Regions from separate parts of the Homo sapiens genome. Here region 1 is linked to region 2. The links are chromatin loops, found by intact Hi-C in ENCODE. Cell type or tissue: IMR-90. All regions are shown on one strand. Links, peaks and the distances in the headings refer to the core of each region. The heading gives the core; the rest is flanking DNA. Region 1 has its middle 43 kb from the start of SLC25A36. Region 2 has its middle 39 kb from the start of PXYLP1.

Evidence for each region. Peaks named below come from ENCODE experiments on the same cell type or tissue, not always from the same donor. Only the 100,000 strongest peaks of a DNase experiment are listed, where the experiment ranks them.
Region 1: a loop joins it to region 2, with 12 times the contacts of the local background. A loop is called at or near these places in 64 of 110 quality-filtered maps.

Annotation. Positions count from the first base shown.
Region 1 is chr3:140,896,818-140,901,210 of GRCh38, reverse strand. No RefSeq gene overlaps it. Among named protein-coding and RNA genes, the nearest start is that of SLC25A36, 43 kb to the left of the region's middle. In IMR-90, for the core only: a CTCF peak has its summit at 2,690 (motif pointing left); a DNase peak (open chromatin) is centred at 2,630; H3K27ac peaks cover 222 bases; H3K27me3 peaks cover 7 bases.
Region 2 is chr3:141,190,647-141,195,039 of GRCh38, reverse strand. No RefSeq gene overlaps it. Among named protein-coding and RNA genes, the nearest start is that of PXYLP1, 39 kb to the left of the region's middle. In IMR-90, for the core only: a CTCF peak has its summit at 2,588 (motif pointing right); a DNase peak (open chromatin) is centred at 2,579; H3K27me3 peaks cover 473 bases.

The DNA.
Region 1 (4,393 bases), core at 325-4,324, 290 kb after region 2:
TGCTGGATCTGGAAGGGTGGAAGTCAGCGGTGGGTCTGCGACAGTGGCAAACAGCAGTGGTGGATGGCGAGCGAAAGCTCAGCTAGAGCCGTAACAAACATGGACCAGAAGAGTGTGCAGTTGCAAGATTTAACAGAGTGAAAACAGAGCTCCCGTACAATGGGAGGGGACCCAAAGGGAGTTGCCCACTTCTGGCTTGAATGCCTGGTGTTTATATCCCAATCATTGTCCCTCCCCCTGTGCTCTCAGGTGATAGATGATTGACTGTTTGTTTACCTCCTGTCTTTAGCCTAATTGATATTTTAGTGAGCCGTCTTTACTACCTGATTGGTTGGGTATGAGCTGAGTTACAAGCCCTGTGTTTAAAGGTAGGTGCGGTCACCTTCCCCAGCTAGGCTTAGGAATCCTTAGTTGGCCTAGGAAATCCAGCTAGTCCTGTCTCTCACTCTCAGGGGCTCACATCCTTCTTACTCTATGTACTACCAATCTTCTTTGGAGAAACACAGGAAAAAACTTAACTCTAAAGTACAGGTTGGGAAACTTTCTTAAGGGTTAGGGAGTAAATATTTTAGGCTTTGTGGACCAATGAGTCTCCATCACAACCAGTCAACAGCCATGGTAGCCATAGACAATATGTAAACCAACAGGGCTGTGTTCTGGTACAATTTTCTTTATGGATAATGAAATTAGAATTTGTATAATTTTCTCATATCCAGAAATATACTTCTTTTGATTTTTTTTCATTAGCCCTTTCAAAATGTATTCTAAGGTCATGGGCTGTACAAACATGGGTGGGCAGGATTTGGCCTGTGGGTCTTGGTTTGCTGACCCCTGCTTTAAAGTACAAGTGAAGACCCAAATATAATGGACTAACCTTTCGGAGATGTTGAGGCAGAGGCTGGGCATGGTGGCTCACACTTGTAATCCCAGCATTTTAGGAGGCTGAGTCAGGCAGATCACCTGAGGTCAGGAGTTCAAGACCAGCCTGGTCAACATGGTGAAACCCCATCTCTACCAAAAATACAAAAATTAGCCGGGCGTGGTGGTGGGTACCTGTAATCCCAGCTACTCATGAGGCTGAGGCAGGAGAATCGCTTGAATTTGGGAGGCAGAGGTTGCAGTGAGCTGAGATGGTGCCACTGCACTCCAGCCTGGTGACACAGAGAGACTCTGTCTGGAAAAAAAAAAAAAGAAAGAAAGAAATGTTGAGGCGGAAGAATCTTTTCCTTCCTTTGCTGTCCTCAGAGCCAGCACATTGTAGTACCCAGTACATACTCTGTCTGAGTGATTGGAATTTCAGGAGCCTCAATGAGGGAGGGATGTTTAACACGGAAGGTCATCAGAAGATCCTGATAGAGGAGAGACTTTTGCACACTAGTCACTCTCAGGAGTGGGAGAGAAAGTGCCCTGCCCTGAGTCCTGTACTTTAAAAGGCCCATGTTGGTCCTGGGCCCAAAGATTAAGGAATCCCCAGAGCAACGAGGACATGCCCTCTTGGAGCCTAACCCCCACCTCCATGCTTCAGGCACTTGAAGCCCTGTAATTCCCTTCTCAAATAACCACCAGTCCATTTTTAGGTGAGTGTGGCCTCCTCCCTCATCCCATTCTCCTGTGCACAGACTACACTGTCAATGTGCTCACACCCAGGCCTAAGAAATGGCCAAGGGGCAGCTGTTTGCAGAGGGTGTGGTTAGAGCTTGGCAGCAAGGGCTAGGGCTTGTGTGTGCTGAGGGTGGGAAGAGAAGGGGAGTTAGCCTGAGCTGGAGGGCCAGAGATGGCTTCTTCTATGTAAGCATGTTCAGGCATAGAATTCTGAATTTAAACCTGGCTTTCTAGGTAGTTATAAAGGTATATTTGTCAAGGTGACAGGATAAGACATATTTTAGTGAACAATTTGTTAGTTTGATTTATACCTTAAATATCTAGACATATAGTATGTGGGCCTCCATTTGTACCTGTATCCTAAACTCTAAAAATATTAGGGATAGGCCTGCTTTTACAGTAAAGATGTAACTTTGAAATGGAGGTGGGGGCTGGGAGTCAGTGGTGTGGTAAAGCAGGCGTGTTGTGGCAAAAGCCCATTGGGTGCATCTCTTCCCAACTGTGTGTTCAATGACACCATGTTAGAAGCTTAAAGTTGGCCAAGGAAGGAGTATGTACACCATAAAAATTGGCAAATGCTACAAGTCAGAGCTGTTTTGTTTGTTTGTTTTGAGAGCTGATTGCCAAACGTTTCCCAGCTACTGCACACTGTGATTGCCCATTGCCCACTGGGAGAGGCTGGCTTATCCCTACTCTGCTCCATAGTCTCTCCCCAAAGAATGTATGATTATCAAGGAGATTACCTTTGACAGATGTGTTCAGCAGAAAAGTGTGACTGTGAGAGAGCATATGGAATCTCTTACTTATTTGTAAGACTTTCTGAAAGAAGCCATGTTCCTGGTTGTCCTGAGCTAGGCCCCTAAGCAATGCCAAGCTCTGATTCTTAGAGCAGAATCTCTATAGAGGTCAGCTATTGCAAAGCATGAACACTCCCACCCTCATACTTTATGTTTGCAGAATACTTCTAAACTCAGAAAAACACAAAATGACTTTTGTGGTTGATCCCTGGATTCCTTTCTCTGAATGTACCAGTAGTTGCAAAATCTATGGTTTTTCATCTTTTATTTCCCATGCCTGCCCTCTGATGGTGGATTGAGAGAAATACAGGTAGATTCCTATCAATGTCATAGAATAGGGAAGAGGAGTTGGTTTACAAACTGCCATCTCGTGGGGCCAGGCAGAAAATATAGAAGAATGAAGATGGCAGGATGTGAGAAGAATGGGGAGTTGTGGAGTATACTGAAGAGCTCATGTCCTATCTAAAAGGAATGACCCTACTCACTCGGGGACTAAGACTACCTCTAAGAGACTATGAGTCTAGAACAGAGGTCATAGCCTGGCAACATACACATGGATGGCTTTGTTTGACCTTCATCGTATTGATTCATTTACTGTTTCCAAATAGTTAAATTAGTTGCATACATGAAAAATTTTTACTTCCAGCTTTTCTTGTAAAGATCTGAATATTTGGCAACCCCAAGTTCACACTACCATTTGCCAACAACTTGGTGATACTTTTGAAAATGGCAAGTGACATTCAAGAACAAGTTATTGTGATTTTCCCAGTCAAAGCAAGCATTATGTCTTTAGTATACCAAACAGATGTTTCCATATGCTTTATGCTCTAGATATTCCAGAAACAAATAATCATTTTTTAGTTGCTTTTAAAAATTAGTATATCATACAAACAAAAGCACACGCACACACACACACACGCACACACACACTACAAGGTATATGGAATAATAAACAGCTTTCTCCACACTACCAGTGTCCTACCCCATTGGAATCCTCTTCCTACCCCCACCCCTGAGGAAAAATCCATTCTGACAGTTATCTTTATTATTCCTTTGCTAAACTCCTAGTGATTCTAGAAAGAAAGTTAGGCAGACGAGCAGGCCAGGAGAGGCCCTCACCCCATAACCAGGAATGTCAGGTAACCATCAGGTGATGGTCAGGTCGTTGTTAAACTGTCTTTCTAAAATAATAATTGGTCACAGCCAGGTCCAGGGAAAGGCTCCAGGGAAAGTCTCCCAATAGATAGATCAGCAGCTTCCTGATAAGATCTGAGGAGTTGGGCAAGTGGGCTCAAGCACGTGCACTAAGAGGCAAAATGATGGAGTTTAACTGGTAAATGACCTTCCTTTAGGAACACTCAACTAGTAAGGGAAAAATGCTATAAGGTGTGTAGGCTGCCTGCACTCACCACTGTTAGCAGGGCATGGCAAGAGTGAGACCGGCCTTGCCAACAGCATCTCAGCTGGGTGAGGCCTATTGCTACCGGCTTTCCCCCACTTCCTTGGCCACAGAGGCAGCCATAATCCGCTCTGAAACATACCCCATTGGCCCAAGAGCCTCCTCCCTCCCCCAGTTCTCTGCAGTGGCTGCAGCAAGCCCTGCCCAAGGAGAGTCTGAGTCAGACTTGCCTAACTCTTTCCCCACCTGATGGTCTTTCTCTACTTGCCCTGGTAGCCAATCACAAAAGACATAAATTCTTGGGAGCTTTATGACCCTGCCCCTTGCCTGAGAAACCTGAATACTTACACTGGCCAACTTAGGGCAAGCTTATATCCCACTTCTACTATTGCAGCTGGTGCACTCTTGAAAGTGCCATCTCTTGGATGGATGCCAACCAAGTCAGGACATTACAGCAACTCATGACAGAATAACCCTGCTCCAAGGAAGGAGCAAATAATAGCTAATTCAATTGCCTGCAACATCCTGGCTAACCAGAGATCCCGAGTCTGTCCATGGGACAATTTCATTGCTAGCATAACCAGCATATATTCAG
Region 2 (4,393 bases), core at 209-4,208:
CAGCCTGCCCCTCCTCCTGGGGGAGGAGGTATCCATCCCAAGGAGTCCTGAAACTTCTGTCAGCTGGAGAACACTGGTGAGTGTAGCTGGAGGCTCTGGTTAGGAGGCTCCACTTGGTGATGAGGAATGAGTTTGTCCTCCCTCTTAAAAAAGCAGTCTGGCCATGTTTTCATGGGTCTGTTGTGCTGTGCTGGGATACTACTTCCACCCCTGGTTGGCTTGGACTCTCTAAAGCCTGAAGGCTGGAACTCCTAAGTCACCCAAACAGCAAAGATGGTGGCCCACCCCTCCCTCTGGGAGTTCTGTCCCAGGGAGTTTTCAAATTTCTGCAGGCTGAAGAACACCGGTGGGGGTGGCTGGAGGCTCCGGTTGGGAGGTTCTGCCCAGTGAGGAGGAAGAGGATCAGGGACTGCTTAAAGAGACACTGTGGCCATGCTTTCATAGAGCAGCTGTGCTGTGTTGGGGTACCTCTCCTTCCCCCAGTCAGCTTGGGCTTTCCAGAGCCCAGAGGCTGGAACGGCTAAGTCACCTAAACAGCAAAAATGGTGGCCCACTCCTCCCTCCGGAAATCTGTCCCGGGGAGTTTTCAAATCTCTGTTGGGCAGAGAACACCGGCAGGGGTGGCTGGAGGTCCCATTTGGGAGGTTCTGCCCAGTGAGGAGGAACGGGATCAGGAACCTGCTTTAAAGAAGCAGTCTGGCGGCCGGCCGCGGTGGCTCACACCTGTAATACCGGCACTTTGGGAGGACAAGGCGGGTGGATCATGAGGTCAGGAGATCGAGACCATCCTGGCTAACATGGCGAAACCCCGTCTCTACTAAAAATACAAAAAATTAGCCGGGTGTGGTGGCAGGCGCCTGTAGTCCCAGGTACTCAGGAGGCTGAGGCAGGAGAATGGCGTGAACCCAGGAGGCAGAGCTTGCAGTGAGCCGAGGTCATGCCACTGCACTCCAGCCTGGGTGACAGAGCGAGACTCCATCTCAAAAAAAAAAAAAAAAAAGAAAAAGAAGCAGTCTGGCCACACTTTCACAGAGCAGCTGTGTTATGTTGGGGTACCACTTCTGCCCTGGTCAGGTGGGCTTTCCAAAGACTGCAGGCTGGAACGGCTAAGTCACCCAAACAACAAAAATGGTGGCCCACCCTTCCCTCTGAAAGCTCTGTCCCAGGGAGTTTTCAAATCTCTGTTGGCCAGAGAACACTGGTGGGGTGGCTGGAGGCTCTGGTTAGGAGGTCCTGCCTGGTGAGGAGGAATGGATTGGGAACTTGCTTAAAGAACAACAGTCTGGCCATGTTTTGGTAGAGCAGCTGTGCTGTGCTGGGGGATCCCTTCTGCCCCTGGTCAGTTTGGACTCTCCAAAGCCCACAGACTGGAACAGCTAAGTTGCCCTAACAGCAAACCTGGCAGCCTGCCCTACCCCCAGGAGCTCCATCCCAGGGAGGCGCCATGCTGCTACTGGTGTCTGGCTGGAATTTTTATCCTGTGAGGCACTGTGGAAGTGGGGCCTGCAGACCATTAGTGCTTGGCCCCCTGGATTCAGCCTTTTTCCTAGGGGTATGTATAGGGGTCTAACCTGCTTTGTCAGAATTGCGGTTACTTTTGCTGGGAAGCCCGGAGCTGGAGTATCCAAAGCTCCTGGGTCTCCATGCACGCGTGCCTGAGCAGGTGCTCTGCTGAGACTCCACATAGCTTCGTGTGTCAGGCTGAAGGACCTGACTAAGTGGGTTCACAAGGGATATCCTGATTCAAGGGTTGCAAAGAACCGTGGGAGAAATGTGGTTTCCTGGGGTCGCCCACTCACCCACTGCTTCCCTGGGCAGGGGAGGTTCCCTTGGCTCTATGTTGCTCCTAGGTGGGCTGTCATCCTGCCTTGCTTTTCTCTATCCTCCCTGGTCGTGTTGTTTCCTTGATTAGTCGCAGTGCGAGTATCTGGAGGTTTCTGTTGAAGGTGCGTATTTATTCACCCTTTCCGTTCCTCTTCCTAAGAGCCACACACACTAGCTGCTTCTAGTCGGCCATCTTGGCCACTCCCCCTAGACTAGAGATCTTCAATGTCTTCTTGAATCTTTACCTGCAATCCTCAGCTGTGACCCAAGCCTTGAATTTTCCTAACAATCCCCTTTGTCTATCTCCCCCTGCCCTCTAAACTGACCTACCCTGTGGCCCAATCTATCAAGATACTTGACTCTGCTATGAAACTGGTAAGGCAGTTTGTAATAATTGGATGATGTACTGTTTATTTTTCATTTTATTGGGAGAGAAGTTACATTTTATGGAGCATCTACTTTGTGCTAGGTGTTTTAACTCAGTTATCTTATTCACCACAAAAACTCCGAGTGGGTGTATTACCCATTTTGCCAATAAGGGAAACTAATATGCAGGGAAGTTAAGTGATACGCCCAAGGTCACACAACCAGTGAACGATGGAGCAGGAGAGTGAGATCCAGCCAGTGCATTTTCAATCCTTTCCTTGGCGCATACGGTATTCCTCCTTTCCTTCTCTGCAAAGTGCTAACTAGCAGCAGTCACCAGAGGGCAATGCGGGGCGGCCATGAGCCTGGCTCTCCTGCAAGGCCTGTTGTTAAGAGACTGAGCCTGTGGTCCCCAAATCTACCACCAGGGGGCAGGCGGGGAAAAGAAATGACACATACTGCACGGAAGGAGTGGTGGAGCAGCAAACGGGGGCGGCCACAGCAGCTCACTGACAATGTGAGTTGTTCTAGATATTACAGGTTCCACAGTGTGTTACTGAAATCTTCCCTACATGTATTGAAGCACCATATACCAACCAGAATTTTAATCTTTTTCGTTGATTAACTTAAAAGCTTCAGTAGCATTATGCTTTGGTAAAAAGAACACAATCCAGTCTCTGCAACTTCCTGGCTTGGGCAACAAATAAACACCATTAATTACCTCCTGCATGCCAGGCACTTTACATGCTTTATCTCATTTAATCTTTACATCTTTGAGAGGTTCAGAGAAGTAAAGTGATCTGCCCAGATTTACACAGCAGAGCCAGGATTGGTGGGTCTGGCTTCAAGGTTGCTTATCCATCCATTCAAGCCTCAGTAGCCTCATCTGTCAAAGGGACATGATCATAACAATACGTATCCCAATGTTGCGATAGTTAGGCATCAAGCTAATGCACACATATCAAAGGGTGGAGTGCTAAACTGGGTGAAGTAAAAGATGCTACTTCTCTGAGGCCTGCCGCACAGTGAATTCAAAAGCAGATTCACAAGCATAGTCTACCTTTTGCAGCACCAGTAGTGTTATAAATTCTGGTGGTGCATGTTTTCATATCTAATTTACATGGAGGGAAACTGAGGCCCAGAAAGGGTAAGACATTTGGCTGAACTCTCTCAATGCCTGGTGTTCATTAGCTCTCATTGATTCACACACTTGACAAACATTTATTGAATGCCTACCATGTGTCAGGCTTGTGCCAGACACTGGAATCCAGGGATGACTCATATATTGTCTCCACCCCTTACAGTCTAGGGAAGGGATGATTGCTCCAATCAGGACTGAGCCCTCATTCTCTACTGCCTTCTGTGATGTTTCCTCATCCATTCATCCAATCATTGAGCCACCCACCAATTCACCCAACCATCCACTCACCCGCCCATCCATCCATCCATCCATCCATCCACTCATCCATCCATCCATCCATCCATCCATCCATCCATCCATCCATCCACTCATCCATCCATCCATCCATCCATCCATCCATCCATCCATCCATCAATCCATTCATCCATCCATCCATTTATCTACCCACCTATTCATCAACCCGCCCACCTACCTATCCATTCATACATCCATCCATCCATGTATCCATGCATCCATCCATCCACCTATGCACCCACTTATCTGTACATCCATCTAAGCAATTGATTAGACTTTGCTTCCTTTGGGTGAGGTCCCTCATTAGTGCCCCCACAGGCATTTGTGCTTCCCTCTATCACATTACTGATCACTCTTGGTGTCATGGTGTGTTATTTTGTCTGTGCCCACTTCTAAATAGTGAGCTCCTGGAGAACAGGAGACACGGGCATAAGAAACACTCAGTAACTGCATGTTGAATAAAGCAGTGGTACCAAAAGTAGGATTCTGGGCACCTCAAGTCTTGTGAAAGATGACCCACTGAGATCCAGGGGGACAATTTTAGAACTTCCATTTGCATTTAATTTTTAACTAAATCACAAGAACACAATTAATCATCTATTGGTATTTAATACCTAGATTGATAATGATGTAGCTGATGTATTGTATACCCCTGCATCACCCTGGTACATGAAGCATCCCGAGAGGAGGATGGGAATTCCACACCAACGATGGCCTACTGTGGCCTCCTCTCTTGTTTTCTGACTTTCAGGCAATTGCAAAACAGCA